2 separate regions of the Homo sapiens genome follow, and region 1 is linked to region 2. A link is a loop called in an ENCODE intact Hi-C map of the cell type or tissue named here. Cell type or tissue: PC-9. All regions are shown on one strand.

The links. Hi-C counts contacts between places; a loop is a spot of excess contacts. Peaks named below come from ENCODE experiments on the same cell type or tissue, not always from the same donor. Only the 100,000 strongest peaks of a DNase experiment are listed, where the experiment ranks them.
Region 1: a loop joins it to region 2, with 12 times the contacts of the local background. A loop is called at or near these places in 22 of 110 quality-filtered maps.

Annotation. Positions count from the first base shown.
Region 1 is chr2:121,318,606-121,326,605 of GRCh38, forward strand. No RefSeq gene overlaps it. Among named protein-coding and RNA genes, the nearest start is that of TFCP2L1, 37 kb to the left of the region's middle. In PC-9, CTCF peaks have their summits at 4,455 (motif pointing left) and 4,655; no DNase peak of the experiment used is centred here.
Region 2 is chr2:121,090,731-121,098,730 of GRCh38, forward strand. No RefSeq gene overlaps it. Among named protein-coding and RNA genes, the nearest start is that of TFCP2L1, 190 kb to the right of the region's middle. In PC-9, CTCF peaks have their summits at 4,741 (motif pointing right) and 4,945; DNase peaks (open chromatin) are centred at 1,581 and 4,731.

The DNA of each region.
Region 1 (8,000 bases), 230 kb after region 2:
AAAAGAAAATGTTATTAAGAAAATCACAAGAAGGAGGAAATATATTTATTATTCAGTCTGTGGAAGTGGATCATCATAAAGGTTTTCATCCTTGTCATCTTCATGTTGAATAGGCTCAGGAGGAGGAAGAGGAGGGTTTGGCAGAGGTGGAAGAAAATCCACGCGTAGCTGTTCCCATGCAGCTTGAAACCGTGTTGTTCAAGGATCAAGTATAATTGCCTAATCCAGCCTTTTAAGATCTCAGGCCAAAAATGTTGGAATCAACCTCAGCTCTTTTTTTTCTCTCGCTCTATATTCAATCCATCAGCAAAATCTGCAGGATCTATTTCAAAAACATATTGAGGCTGAGCATGGTGGCTCATGCCCGTAATTCCAACACTTTGGGAGGCTGAGGCAGGAGGATTGATTGAGCCCAGGAGTTCGAGACCAGCCCGGGCAACACAGTGAGACCCCATCTCTACAATAAATAAAATAACTAGGTGGGCGTGGTGGTGTGTGCCTGTAATTCTAGCTACTCCGGAGTCTGAGGTGGGAGGATCCCTTGAATCTGGGAGGTTGAAGCTGCAATGAGCCATGTTTGCACCAGTGCACTACAGCCTGGGTGACAGAATGAGACCCTCTCGAAAAAAAAAAAAGAAGAACAAAGAAAAGAAAAAAAAAGCCTGTGGTGACATGGACAACACTGCCTGAAAGGGGCCCTGTGTTTGGCAGGGAGGGAGGGATCATGGGTGGCAGAGGCCATGTAGCAGCTCCTCCAGAGGCAAGTCCATGAGACTTCTGGTGACATTGTCTGAGCCTGGGGTCTCTGGGACTGAATGAGATGTGGCAGCCCAGCTAAGCTCCTACTTGATTTATGCAACCAAAAAGCTCCAGGTGTTGAGGACGGATATGTATGTGACCTGAGAAGGCACAATACAGAGTCCCTGCCCCTCACCCAATTCCCAGAGCTCAGTCTCCAGCCTGGGTTCCCAGGAGTGCAGGGGAGGCTGGAAGTCTTGAGAAAAACCCCATGCTATCATCACGAGGATGGACTCTCAGTCGTCACCTGGGCCTTCCCTAAAGGTGCATGTGGATGTTTACCAGAGTAACTGTGCACTGGACACAATCTTTTTTAAAAATTATTTTGTTTGTTTTTGTTTTGAGACAGGGTCTTATTACTCTGTCACCCAGCCTGGAGGGCAGTGGTGTGATCATGGCTCACTGCAGCCTCCACCTCCTGGGATCAAGCAGTCCTCTCACCTCAGCCTCTTGCACACCACTACCCCTGGCTAATTGCTTATTTTTTATTTGTGTAGAGATAGGGTCTTTCTCTGTTACCCAGGCTGGTCCCAAACTCCTGGATGCCAGCCATTCTCCCACCTTGGCCTCCCAAAGTGCTAGGTGGCGTGAGCTACTGCACCTGGTCTGGACACGATCTGAGCTCATGCAAATTCCTAGGAAGAAAAAAAGAATTGTTACTGCAGTCCATTTGTCAAATGGGTGTTTTGGGCATCAGGTGATAATAGGTGGACTTTGGGCCCAGGGGCATCTTGTGTGACCGGTAGGTCTGTAAACACATCCTGTGGCTGCTGTGCCTTAACAACTTTCAGAATCTTGGCTGGGGCTCTTTGACCCAGGAGAGAGTGCTGTTACTGTTGGAAGAGCTAAACAGAGACCTCTGGGTTCCTCCTGTCTATGAAAATAGTTTATTAAAAGCTGCACCACATCCCTGTTTGAATTTCAAAGATTAATACCACCATCAAAGACTTCAAAGATGCAGAGGTCATCCGTACTGTGGCCTCGCGGACTTCACATATTTAGCCTGTAGACAAGACAGCTGATCCTTGGGTACTGGGAAATTTAATAAGGTGGTGACTTCAAATGCAGCTCTTCCATAGACCCTCTCCTTACTGATACAAATCATAGACCCTGGTACCTGGCATTCAGCTATTGATCTGAATAGAAACAGGAAACACTAGGAATTTTATTTTTATTTTTTGAGACAGGGTCTTGCTCTGTCATCCAGATTGGAGTGCAGTGGCACTATCACGGCTCACAGCAGCCTCTACCTCCCAGGCTCAATCAATCCTCCCACCTCATTCTCCCAAGTAGCTGAGATTACAGACATGCACCACCACACCCAGCTAATTTTTGTATTTTTTTGTAGAGATGGGGTTTCACTATATTGCCCAGGCCGGTCTCAAACTCCTGGACTCAAGCTATTCACCTGCCTCGGCCTCCCAAAATGCTGGGATTACAGGTGCGAGCCTCTGCACCTGGCTAGGAGTTTTCTTTTAAATTGATACATAATTTATATACCATACTCGTTACCCTTTTAAAGTATACAATTCAGTGATTTTCAGTGTATTCTCAAAGTTGTGCAACTATCACTATGCTTTCTTTGGAACATTTTTATGACCCCAAAAAGATCCAGAAGTTTACTGGTACCTGACAAGGAACTAAACACTCCTTTGGTACCTTGCCTTGGAACGATGTCACCTCTCTGGTTCTGGGCCACGACATAGAGAACTGTGCCACCTCATTGTCCACTCAGACATCTTACAGGATGCGCTTATACCTCAATGCATCCCGTGGTGCTCAATGTGTCTGTGGTGGCTTTGGAGCAAAGCCATACCCTCTTCTTCTTCTTTTTTTTTTTTTTTTGATATGGAGTCTCACTGTGTCACCCAGGCTGGAGTGCAATGGCACGATCTTGGCTCATTGCAACCTCCACCTCCTGGTTCAAGCGATTCTCCTGCCTCAGCCTCCCGAGTAGCTGAGACTGCAGGTGTGTGCCACCACGCCCAGCTAATTTTTTGTATCTTTAGTAGAGATGGGGTTTCACCATGTTAGCCAGGATGGTCTTGAACTCCTGACCTCATGATCCACCTGCCTCAGTCTCCCAAAGTGCTGAGATTACAGGCATGAGCCACCGTGCCTGGCCAGCCATACCCTCTTTTGTGAGTAACCAGTCTCCCGAGAAACAGCTTTCATTGTGGTTGAGAGTGAATATCCATGAGATACTAGATTACTGTGAACATGGAACTGAACAGCCCAACGTGCACTGAATGTCGTCTGATCTGCCAAGCCATGGAGTCTTGTATGCCAGCAGCACCCCACCCTCGAATGGATGGGAGCAGGCTCGTGCAAGTCCTGCAGGCACAAGCAAGTTGCACGAGCAGGTTGTCACCCACCCAGTATGCCTACTCCTGTCACCCTTCCTCCCCACAAACACCCCACGAGCAGTTGACAGGGGAGGAAAGCAAGGAAGTCTGGTGTCTGATGGCTCTGAACAATATGCTGGCACCAGCAGAAGATGGATTTCTGGGCCGGGCGCAGTGGCTCACGTCTGTAATCCCAGCACTCTGGGAGGCTGAGGCAGGTGGATTGATTACATGAGTCCAGGAGTCTGAGACCAGCCTGGGCATGACTCTACTACAAATACAAAAAGAAATAGCTGGGCATAGTGGCACACACTTGTAATCCCAGCTACTTGGTAGGTTGAGGTGGGAGAATCACCTGAGCCCAGGAGGTCAAGGCTGCAGTGAGCCGAGATCATGCCACTGCACTCCATACCCTGGGCAACCAGAATGAGACCCTGTCTCAAAAAAAAGAAAGAAAGAAAGTGCCGAGCTCAGTGGCTCATGCTTGTAATCCCAGTACTTTGGGAGGCCGAGGTGGGCACATCACTTGAGGTCTGGAGTTTGAGATCAGCCTGGCTAACATGGTGAAACCCCATCTCTACTAAAAATACAAAAATTAGCCGGATGTGGTGGCACGTGCCTGTAATCCCAGCTACTTGGGAGGCTGAGACAGGAGAATCACTTGAACCCAGGAGGCAGAGGTTGCAGTGAGCAGAGATAGCACCACTGCACTCCAGCCTGAGTGACAGAGACAGACTCTGTCTCAAAAAAAAAAAAAAAAAAGAAAGAAGATGAACTTCTGCGGAGCTCAGCCCTACTCAGTGGGACTCTGAGGACAGTGGAGACGGGAAATCCTCCCCAAAGCCCAGAACCTCAAGGATTACATCACGTATGATCCTCTTGTCCAGGAGAGACGATATGAGGTGTGGACCTCTCTAATTTGTGTGTGGTAGCTAACGGTCAGTGGTCAGGAATTTGGAAAAAGCAAGACGGGCAAAGACTGGTAACAAGAGGGTTAAAGAAAGAAATAGAATGAACCCACAATGTGAGGATATTTGTGTCTTTTGTGAATGTTCCCCAAAGGGTGCCCATTGCAGAGGAGGTTTTAAATAATCTCTTTCCCTAACCAGTACTTACTCATCGACAGAGTGGAACAGTGGCAGGGGATGGAGGTTATATATTGGTTCAACAGCATGGAATTGACCATTCCAGAGCCAATTTAGCTATGGCCACTACAGAGTGCCCAAGCGACCTACTGCAGAAATCAACCCTAAGCCTTCAAAATGGCATCATACCCTGGGGGACCAGTCTGCCACCTGCTGGGGGTTGATTGTACTGGGTCCCCTCCGTTATCAAGGGGCAGTGATTTTTTTCTTATTGAAGTAGGGATTAATTCTGCAAGTGAGGCCGGGTGCGGTGGCTCACACCTGTAATCCCAGCACTTTGGGAGGCCCCGGTTGGCAGATCACCTGAGGTCAGGAGTTCGAGACCAGCCTGGCTAACATGGTGAAACCCCGTCTCTACTAAAAATACAAGTTAGCAACTAAGTTAAAAAAATGTAAAATAATAACTTAGGTTAGATCACTCCCTAATTCTACTCAGGGTAAATAGGCAGAATTCAATGTGGGTCCCATGATTCTTGCCCCACTGGCCAGATGGCTGTAGAATGTCCTTCCCTTGCCTGTGGGCAGGCCTGACCTGATCACATGAGCCCTTTACCTCCGGGTCTAGAGGTCAGGGATGAAGTCAGAGAGAGATGAAGCTGCAGCAGATGCTTTTCTGTTGGCCTTAAAGAGTGCTGTGGTCTGACTGTGTCTCCCAAAATTCCTGTGTTGAAATCCTTACCCCTGAGGTAATGGTATCTGGAGGTGGGGCTTTGTGGAGGTGATGAGGTCATGACAGTGGAAGCCTCGTGAATGGGACTGGTGCCCTTAGAAGAAGCCCAAGAAAGAGCTCTCACCCCTCCCACCAAGGAGAACACAGGGAGAAGGCACTGTCCTTAAGGAACAGGCCCTCATCAGACACCGAATCTGCTGGCGCTGTGATCTTGTACTTCCAGGCTCCAGAACGGTGAGAAATCAATTCCTGTTGTTGACAAGCCCCCAGGTTATGGTACTCTATGATATTATAGCAGCCGGCATGGACCAAGAGGAGGAGGCAAACTACCACGTGTGGAGAGGGCCACAAGGCAGAAGAGAGTGGCAGGAAAGGCCGCCCCTAGGAGGTAAGGGCATCTCCTGGCTGATGGCTGGCAAGAATCCAGGGACGTTAGTTCTACAACCACAAAGAACTGAGTTCTGCTAACAACCACGTGAGCCTGCAAGAGGACCCTAAGCTCCAGAAAGGAACTCAGCTCAGCCAACTTACCTTCTTTCTTTCTTTCTTTCTTTCCTTCTTTCTTTTTTTTTTTTGACAGAGTTTCACTCTTTCACCCAGGCTGGAGTGCAGTGGCGCAATCTCGGCTCACTGCAACCCCTGTCCCTTGGGTTCAAGCGATTCTCCTGCCTCAGCCTCCCAAGTACCTGGGATTATAGGCACCCACCACCATGCCCAGCTAATTTTTGTATTTTTAGTAGAGACAGTGTTTCACCATGTTGGCCAGGCTGGTCTCGAACTCCTGACCTCAGGTGATCCTCATGCCTTGGCCTCCCAAAGTGCTAGGATTACAGGTGTGAGCCACCACGCCCAGCCTCAGTAAACATCTTGATTTCAGTCTTAGAAGACTTTGAGCAGAGGAGTCAGTCAGAGAACCCAAGATTGGACTCCTGACTATGGAAACTATGAAATCATACATTTGTGTTTTTTGAGCTGCTAATTTTATGGTAAATTTTTATGCAGCAATAGAAATGATTACAGAATGCACAGAAACATGTTTATATATTTTCTTTCATATATGCACATATATAAAATAAAATTGGGGGAGCTGGGTGCAGTGGCTCACACCTGTAATCCCAGGATTTTGCGAGGTTGAGGTGGGCAGATTGCTTGAGCCCAGGAGTTCAAGACCAGCCTGGGCAACGTAGTGAAACCCCGTCTCCACTAAAAATACAAAGATTAGTCGGTTATGGTGACACCTGCCTGTAGTCCTAGTTATTCCGGAGGCTGAAGTGGGAGGATTACTTGAGTCTGGGAGGCGGAGGCTGCAGTGAGTCAAGGTTGCACCACTGCACTCCAGCCTGGGCAACAGAGCAAGACCCTGTGTCAAAAAAATAAAATTGGGTTTATATTATATATATACTTTTGCAAATGGCTTTTGTCTCTTAATACGTCATAAGCATTGATTACCATTTCGATAGTTTAGTTTTAAAAAATGAAACTTTTGTGTGTTTGTGCGTGCAATGGGGCATACTTGGGCTCTACAGTGAGGTCAGACCCTTCAAAACAGGAGAGTTCTCCTTTAGGAACTGGACTTTCATTTCCTTTTGGTGGGAACACAGCAACTATTTCAGTAAATGCCATCTCTTTCCTCAATAACACTGTAAACTCTTTGAGAGCAAGATTTATGCCTCCTATTCCTTTTTATTCTTCTTGGGAATTAATTCAGTGCTGAGCTCCCTTGATAAAGCTGTGGTATGTTGGTGGTGAGAAAAATGTCCTGTGGCCACTCCAGGTGCTAATCCTCTCGTTTCTGGCCCAGAATGGCCTGACCTTAAGAACCCTGTTGTATTAGTCTGTTCTCAAACTGCTATAAAGACGCTACCTAAGGCTGGGTAATTTATAAAGGAAAGAGCTTTGATCAACTCACAGTTCCATATGGCTGGGAAGGCCTCAGGAAACTTACAATCATGGCGGAAGGTGAAGGGGGAGCAAGGACCTTCTTCATGTGGTGGCAGGAGAGGAAAGTGTAAGCAGGGGAAATGGCAGATGCTTATAAAACCATCAGATCTTGGGTGGGCATGGCGGCTCATGCCTGTAATCCCAGCACTTTGGGAGCCCGAGGCGCGCGGATCACCTGAGGTTGGGAGTTTGAGACCTGAGGTCGGGACTCCATGACCAACATGGTGAAACCCCGTCTTTACTAAAAATACAAAATTAGCCTGGTGTGGTGGCACATGCCTGTAATCCCAGCTACTCGGGAGGCTGAGGCAGGAGAATCGCTTGAACCCAGGAGGCGGAGGTTGCAATGAGCCGAGATCACACCTCTGCACTCCAGCCTGGGCAACAAGAGTGAAACTCCGTCTCAAAAAAAACAAAAACAAAAACAGAAAACCATCAGATCTCGTGAAATTCACTCACTATTACGAGGACAGCATGGGGGAAACTGCCCCCATGATTCAAACACCTCCCTCCCTCGACACGTGGGGATTACAATTCAAAATGAAATTTGGGTGGGGACACAGAGCCAAACCATATCATCTGTTGGGGTTGTGTTAGTTTACTAGGGTTGCCATATCAAATGCCACAGACTGAGTGACTTAAAAAACGGAAATTTATTTTCTCAGAGTTCTAGAAGCTAGAGGTTTAAGATCAAGGTGTCAGCAAGGTTGGTTTCCTCTGAGGCCTCTCTCCTAGCCTTGTGGATGATTCTCTTCTTCTGTGTCCTCACATAACCTTTCCTTAATGCATGTGTGTCTTCGTCCATTTTATGTTTCTATAACAAAATAGCACAGACTGGGCAATTTACAATAAACAGAAATGTATTTGGCAAACAGTTCCGGAGCCTGGGCAGTTCAAGAGCATGGTGTCAGCATCTTGTGAGGGCTTTCATGCTGCATCATCCCACGGTCCAAGCCAGAAGGGCAAGAGCAAAAATCCACTCCTGGAGGCCTTTTCTTTTTTTTTTTTTTTCCCCAGACAGGGTCTCACTTTGTCACCCAAGCTGGAGTGCAGTGGCACAATCATGGGTCACTGCAGTCTCAACCTCCTGGACTCAAGCAG
Region 2 (8,000 bases):
CCGTTAATCCTCCATGACCAGCCTCAAAGTCGGGGTAGGCAAGTCCAGGTGGAGGAATCTCACTAACAATGGCATGGGGTCTACAAAGTTCTCAAGGGTGAAGAGGGCCAGAGCACTTCCCATTCAAAAATGCTGCACCAGGCCAGGCACAGTGGCTCACGCCTGGAATCTCAGTACTTTGGGAGGCTGAGGCAGGCAGATCCCTCTAGCCCAGGAGTTCAACACCAGCCTGGGCAACATGACAAGACCCTGTCTTTACAAAAATATATATATACAAAAATCAGCTGGGTGTGGTGGCACATGCCTGTAGTCCCAGCTACTCGGGAGGTTGAGGTGGGAGGATCGCTTGAGCCTGGGAGGTCGAGGCTGCAGTGAGCTGCAAGTGTGCCACTGTACTCCAGCCTGGGTGACAGAGTGAGACCCTGTCTCAAAACAAAACAAAACAAAGCAACAAACAAAAAAGCTGCACCATAGCTAGAGGACGGGAGGATGAGCAAAAGACAAGTAAACACCACATCAGAAGAGGAACCTCCCAGTGACCCCTGGGAAACAGAGTAAAGGAGAAATCAGATACATAGTAGTTCATATTTAAAACCAGGAAAGATAACATGGCTCCTTAGGGGAGGAGGCTTAAAGTAGATATGAAAGAGATTGGAGCAGAGATATAAGATTACATCCCAAAGAGGGGGAAGGTGAGCGAGAAGAGCTCAGGAAAGGAAAAGAAGAGAGGGGCTGGGGGAATGGCTCATGCCTGCAATCCCAGTACTTGGGAGGCCAGAGGCAGGAGGACTGCTTGAGGCCAGGAGTTGAAAACCAGCCTGGACAACATAGACCCCATCTCTTTAAAAAAAAAAAAAAAAGGCTGCTGATCATAGGATGCACACCTGTGGTGGCAGCTACTCAAGAGGCTGAGGTGGGAGGATGGCTTGAGCCTGAGAGCTCGAGGCTGCAGTGAGCTATAATTGTGTCACTGCACTCCAGCCTGGGGTAGAGTGAATACCCTTTCTCTTTTTTTTTTTTTTTTAATTTAACCAAAGAAGTGAATCAAAATGAAGAACTCTAGAATAGAGAAGCTTGACAAAATACTATAGTCTGGTGGTGACTCACACATGTAATCCCACCACTTTGGGAGGCTGAGACAGGTGGATCACTTGAGCCTAGGAGTTTGAGACCAGCCTGGACAACACGGCGAAACCACGTCTCTACCAAAAATGCAAAAATCAGCTGGGCATGGTGGTGCGCCTGTAGTCCCAGCTGCTAGGGAGGCTGAGGTGAGAGGATCCATTAAGCCCAGGGAGGTCAAGGCTGTAGTGAGCCACTGCACTCCAGCCTGGTGACAGAGACTCTGTCTCAAAACAAAGCAAAACAAAAGCCAACCAAATAAAAAAAGCAAAAAAACTCCTGTGATATGTAGTAAATAATTTCACCTTGTCCAAAAAGAGGTCTGGCTTTTGCTTTCAGCTTGTGGGAGGGAATCCCTAAGCTCTAAGACTATCAGGCCTGATAGGAGTGTCTTTGTTTGCTGTGGGTCACATTGAATAGCTAACAATGTGATTGCGGGTAGGGACTGGTCAAACCGGAAAGTCCAACAATGTAAGGTGGTGGCTTTGAGTCACTCCCAGAGGGGCTGCAGGCTAGAGATGGAGACCAGCCTGTGCACCATCTGCCATGCTTACTCAATGAGGCCCAAGAAAAACTCTGGACACTGAGGCTCATGTGAGCCTCCCTGGTTGCCAGCACTCCTATGTTCTGCTACACATGGATGCTGGGAACAGGAGGCTGACCCAACAGGGAGGACCACAGCAGCTGTGCATGGGGTAGTCCCCAGACACCCCCTGTGGGCATCCTCCCTTGGCTGATGCTCATCTGCACCCAGAAGTATAAGATGAGTCTTGCTGGGTGTGGCGGCTCACACCTGTAATCCCAGCACTTTGGGAAGCTGAGGTGGGTGGATCGTGAGGTCAGGAGTTCGAGACCAGCCTGGCCAATATGGTGAAACCCTGTCTCTACTAAAAATACAAAAATTAGCTGGGTGTGGTGGCATGCACCTGTAGTCCCAGCTACTTGGGAGGCTGAGGCAGAAGAATCACTTGAACCCAGGAGGCAGAGAGGTTACAGTGAGCCGAGATCGCACCACTGCACTCTAGCCTGGGTGACAGAGCGAGACTCCATCTCAAAAAAAAAAAAAAAAAGGATGAGTCTAACAGCTTCCAGTTAGCTCTGTGAGTCTTTCTAGCAAGTTATCAAAACTGAGAGTGGTTGGGGGAACTAGTCTTTCCAACTTTGCAATTGGTATCAGAAGAGGTGGTCTTGGGAACCCCTAAAACTTGTAATTGGTGTTGGAAGTGAGCACGGTTTTCTGTGTGGGCTGTGTTCCCTCCAACTTCACAGTTGGTTAAACTCTTCACATGTGGCAAACATCTGAATATTTAAATATAAAATTAGGACTTCCACTTCTAGGCTAGATGTTCTGGGGAAAAAATAAACTCCACTACAAATACCTAGACCTGTTGATTGAAACTAAACAAACATCTTTTAAATGACTACCTGATTGTATAAGAAAGTAAGGAAACTCACAAAGGCCAAAACCGAAGAAGAGGCTGAAACCAGAATGAGAAATGACCCCTGATGCTGTGGGCTGCCCTAGAAGCACCTGGAAATATCTGAAACCTATAGTCACTGGTTTTAACAGCCATACAAAAGAGAGAAGGCAGGGCCCTGGGCCCATGCAGGCAAGATGGAGTGTCAGGACTTAGACTCTTGGAAAAGCTAGAATCCTTGAAGAGCTAACTCTTGGTAAAAAGGTGACATAGAAAAAGAAGCTAACAAGAAAGTGTGTCTATCCTGGCTTCAGCTTTGGGTTAAAAAAAGAGAAAGAGAGAAGGAGGAGGAGGAGGAGAAGGGGGAAGAGAAGGAAGAGGAAAAAGAAGAGAGATATTTCACTCTTCCTTCCCCCTGAAAATGTAAAGGCCATCCTCACGTGGATTTCGGGTCTGGATTTACACTCCCTGAAGAATATCCAAGCTGAGAAATATTTTAATATGTTTCCAAGATGGAAACAAGCACTCCAGGCCTCCTGACAGATCTCTCCAGAGGACTAACCCTCAGCCTAGGCCTGTCAGGATTCCCACAGACTGAGATCTGCAAAACATGAGTTCACCATAAAAATTGAGCCTGCACAAGAGAAACAATCCATCATGAGCAAGTGTCAGCAGGAGCAGCAGATGTCAGAATTAGACCACCAAAGATGTCACATTATGGGATTATCAGGAACAGGATTCAAAGTCATGTTTTCAATGTTTATGGGAGTAAAAGGGGAAATTAAACACACATGCAGGGAACATAAAAGTATCCAAGATGACCTAACAGATTTGACACCAAATACATCTCAAAATGAAATATATAATTATTAAACTTTTTTAAAGTAAAAAATGGCATAAACATCAGATTAGGCACATTTGCAAAGGAATTCATAAATTGAAAAAAAAAAGTTGAGAGAATCATCCATAAATGTAGCTCAGAAAGATAAAGAGATGGGAAATGAGTCAGAATTCCTCTCCTGCCCTTCTGGAGAAGAGCCGTGAGCTGGATCATGTCCCGCAGGCAGATATGGATGGAAGAACAGACACTGAGCTGGAGGAGGCAAGAGTGCTCCCTCTGCCCAAATGATGCCTCCCTCTGCCCAGCCCGTATCCTTGAGAGGGAATAGGGGATAATGGGGTTGGGGTGGGGGGCACAAGGCTGTTCTCTGGGATTTCAATATCATGCTTCCCCTTAAAATTCTCAGAATGGGCCAGGCACAGTGGCTCACACCTGTAATCTCAGCACTTTCAGAGGCCAAGTTGGGCGGATCACGAGGTCAGGAGTTTGAGACAAGCCTGACCAACATGGTGAAACCCCGTCTCTACTAAAAATACAAAAATAAGCAGGGGGTGGTGGCGCGTGCCTATAATCTCAGCTACTCAGGAGGCTGAGACAGGAGAATCGCTTGAACCCGGGAGGTAGAGGTTGCAGTGAGCCGAGATCGCACCACTGCACTCCAGCCTGGGCGACAGAGCAAGACTCCGTCTAAAAAAAAAAAAAAAATTCTCAGAACGTCCATCAGCCAGGAATTTTCCTCACCCTAAGCCTTTTGGGAAGAGATTCTGTTTCCAGTTTGTTCCCTGTGGGCAAAGCCTTTCCCCCTCTTGGATTCATCTGTGCAATAGCTGGATCTCTAAGGCCACTGCCAACTCTAATATTCTATTCTGTTATGACATCCTGCGGTGACAGGTACGATATGTGCCCCACTGACTCACCTCTATACTCAGGGCAAGTCAGAGATCCCGGGATGCTTAGGAAGAGCCCTGCCTGTCCAAAACACAGTTTCAGTGCACAGCCTGAAACTCCACAATTACAGAGTCATTTATCTGGAGGTAAACATCATCCTAATTAGATTCCAAATTGTTTTTTTCTCAGAGGGGCTGGGTAAAGGATAAAATTAAAGTCATCATCAGTCACAACACCTCCATGTGAGTTATTTTAACAGTCTTTTCAAAAACAAAGTCACAGCATGCGAGATGGATTTGACAGGAGGAGCAGAGGGGAAATGTGGTAGGTCAGTCACACCCCCAGGGACTGGGCCCTAGTCCCGAGCGTAGGAGAGGCGGAGCTGGAAGGTGAACCTTCCACAGCCTCGACCGTCCGTCCTCCCTCCAGCCTCTCCACAATTCAACACCTGCTGGCCAGCAGGCGGCAGTGCACGGACGAAAATGCGCATCTCTGCTGGATTTCCCAGGAGCTCCTGGAGTTCAAATGGCTTCTTTTTCTGGTAGCCTCAGTGCTCAGTGTGGAGAGGCAGGCTGCAGACAGCAGGGACAGTGGGATGTGGGATGCACTGCCCAAGCCTTTGTAAGTCCGACCCTGGTGGTGGCCCCAGAAGCCAGGCTGCTGGACTGGGAGGGCTGCCTGGAAGATGGGGCACCTTCAAGGCTTGTCCTGCCTGACTAAGGGTGAGGGGACATTTGAGGATGAAATGAGACGTCTGGAAGTGTCCCTAACCTTCCTGGGGCTGCCCCCCGTGAAGGTCAATGCTCGATGCGGGGGCTGGAGGGGGCAGACAGCTTCATGTGTCAGAGACCCTGGAGTGCAGGTGTAGCCCCTGAGCTCTGTCTGGGCACAGTGGCATGCTCATTGAGTGGAGAGGTGGCGTGGGTCCAGCTCAGCCTGGGGAACCAGTCTGAGGCCGGGTGACAGAGCCCTTCACTCTCTAAGCCTTGCTTCTCAGACCTGTTGAATGGCTGTGAGCACTCCCGGGGGGCTGATCCCCAGCCACTGTACTCTGCAGAGGTGAGCTTGAAATTCAGAGGGGCAAGGCTGCATGCATCCCATTCCAGAGTCCTCCCATCCTATTTGAAGTCCTCTCATCCCTTCCTATTTGGGGGGCTTGTTAATGCTTCCAGGGTGCTGCAGGGCAATGGGTAGCCTGGCTCTGTACCAACACACGCAACAGCGCCCTGACTCAATGCCCCTTCCCTTGCCTTCATCTGGCCCAGGTAACCCTCTTGGGCGAGGGAGAAAAGTGAGCTGCTCAAAGAAGATACTTCCATCAGATACAGGCAAGCAGACACTTTCTATTTCTGCAGGAATGGGACTCCATCGATTCAGGAAGCCCACAGAGGCCAAGCCCACGGACTGCACATGCAACCCTCTGACTCCATCGCAGGGGTGAGGGACGTGCTCCCCCACATTGCCTTCCTATGGATTCCCCATGCCCACCCTGCTGCAAGGAATGATGCGGCAACACTGTGATCTACCGCAGTGTCTGCCAAACTCTCAGCTCACGGGGATCTCTGGGCGCTTGTTAACATTCACATTCTCATTCCAGGGGAGAGCTGGGAACCAGTGTCTGGCAAGCACCCTACATGACTCTTACACTTAGGTCAGTTTGGGGCCATGTCCACCTAGAAGATGAAGGAAGAGAGGGAGCCTAGAGCCGTGAGGATTTTATTTCCACATAACCTAACCAGAGGCTGCCAATGGAGACTCAGAGCCAGCCCAGGAAGGAAGGAGGTAGGTCTTGGTGGACAACGAGCCAGTCTCAGTCCCACAGCCCCTGCCTGAACGGGCACGCTCTCTCCCTGCCTCTTCCCACGACCTGAGAGACCAAGCTTGCCAAGCTCCAAGGACTCTGATGGGCCCTATGGTCAGGTTGCTTGCCTGAGGCCTTTTTTCCTAACCCACAGGGTGATTGTGGTAGGAAGAATAATGGCCCCCAAAGCTATCCCTGTCAGAATCCCTAGGTCCTGGCATATGTTACTTTGCAGGGCAAAAGGGACTTTGCAGGTGTGATTAGATTAAGGACCTGGGGATGGGGGGGTTATCCTGGATTGTTCAAGTGGGCCCAATCTAATCACAAGAGTCCTTATAAGAGGGAGGCAGGAGGGTCAGAGAAGGAGTTGAGGACATCACGCTGCTGGATTTGAAGATGGAGGAAGGAGCTGTGAGCCAAGGGATATGGCCTTTCTTGCCCCCTAGAAGCCGGCACAGCCAGAGCCAAGGAAATGCATTGTCCCCCAGAGCCTTCAGGAGGAACCAGCTCTGCCAACACCTTTGTTAGGGAAGCAGAAGCATAGGAGAGCCAGAGTGCCACCATTTTAAAATCAACTCCATCTTGGCTGGGTGCAGTGGCTCACGCCTGTAATCCCAGCACTTTGGGAGGCTGGGGTGGGTGGATCATTTGAGGTCAGGAGTTCAAGACCAGCCTGGTCAACATGGTGAAACTCCCTCCCTACTAAAAGTACAAAAATTAGTCGGGTGGTGGTGGCGTGCGCCTGTAATCCCAGCTACTCTGGAGGCTGAGGCGGGAAAATCGCTTGAGCCTGGGAGATGGAGGTTGCAGTGAGCCGAGATTGCGCCACTGCTCTCCAGTTGGGGCGACAGAGTGAGACCCTGTCTCAAAAATAAATACATATAAATAAAATCAACTCCATGTTAAAACTAGCAAGGCACATTCCTTGCCAGCCACTACCCATGGTCCTAAGATGTTTACATTTAAGGAAGCAGTTTGGTAATGCCTGTAAGGACACACTCCTCCAACAACAGAAAGTCCAGATGTCCCAATACCCTTAACAGTATAGGTTTTCAAAATAATTATAATTATGCTCTCATGTGCTGATGTAGGAACATGTCAAGGATAGCTTCCTTTAAATCAGTAGAGTAATAAACGTCATGCTGTCAGCCCACTGGCAGTTAGGCACAGCTTTGGTTTAGTCTTTACAGAGACAAGATCCCTATATAAGAAAAACTTAAAGCAAAGATGGTGCGTGCCTCTGCTTGCTTCCTGAGGGCACTCTACTTTGTAATGGAGCAGTTTCTAATAAACTTGCTTCTTTCCCTGCACTTTTCCACTCACCTTGAATTCCTTTCCTGCACAAAATCCAGGAACCCTCTCTTGGGGTCTGGATGGAGACCCCTTTTTCCAGTAACACCTTGATTTCATCCCATTCAGACTTCTGACCCAAAGAACTGTACGATAATAAATGTGTGTGGTTTAAAGCTAGTGAGTTGGTGGTGATGTGTCAAATCAACAACCGGAAACTCATATGGTGACTTGGTTGGAAAAAGTTGCTCTCGTTATCGTCCCTGCCGAGTATGTGAACACTGGGAGGCAGCAACAATAGCAGCCGCTTAGAAGCCACAGGTCCCCCTAGCTCACACCCTTCTCCCTGTGTGACTTCAAGCAAGTCCTTCTCCTCTCTGAACCTCCATTTCCCCATCTGTAAAATGGAGATGGTCACTGCATCCACATGACACCCTGTGTCTGGGAATTAAGTGGTTTGCCCAGAGAACTTCTTTCACCTGAAACTCATTTTTCACCCACCTGAGACCCAAAGTGCCCTGAAGAGAGACATAAGGAAGACAGGGCTTCCTAAGACCTCAGACCCAGCACACAGCCTCGGTCCCAACCTTGCCCAGGGGTGCACTAGGGGCATGTTGATGGAGCTGCCCTTGGATTTCCT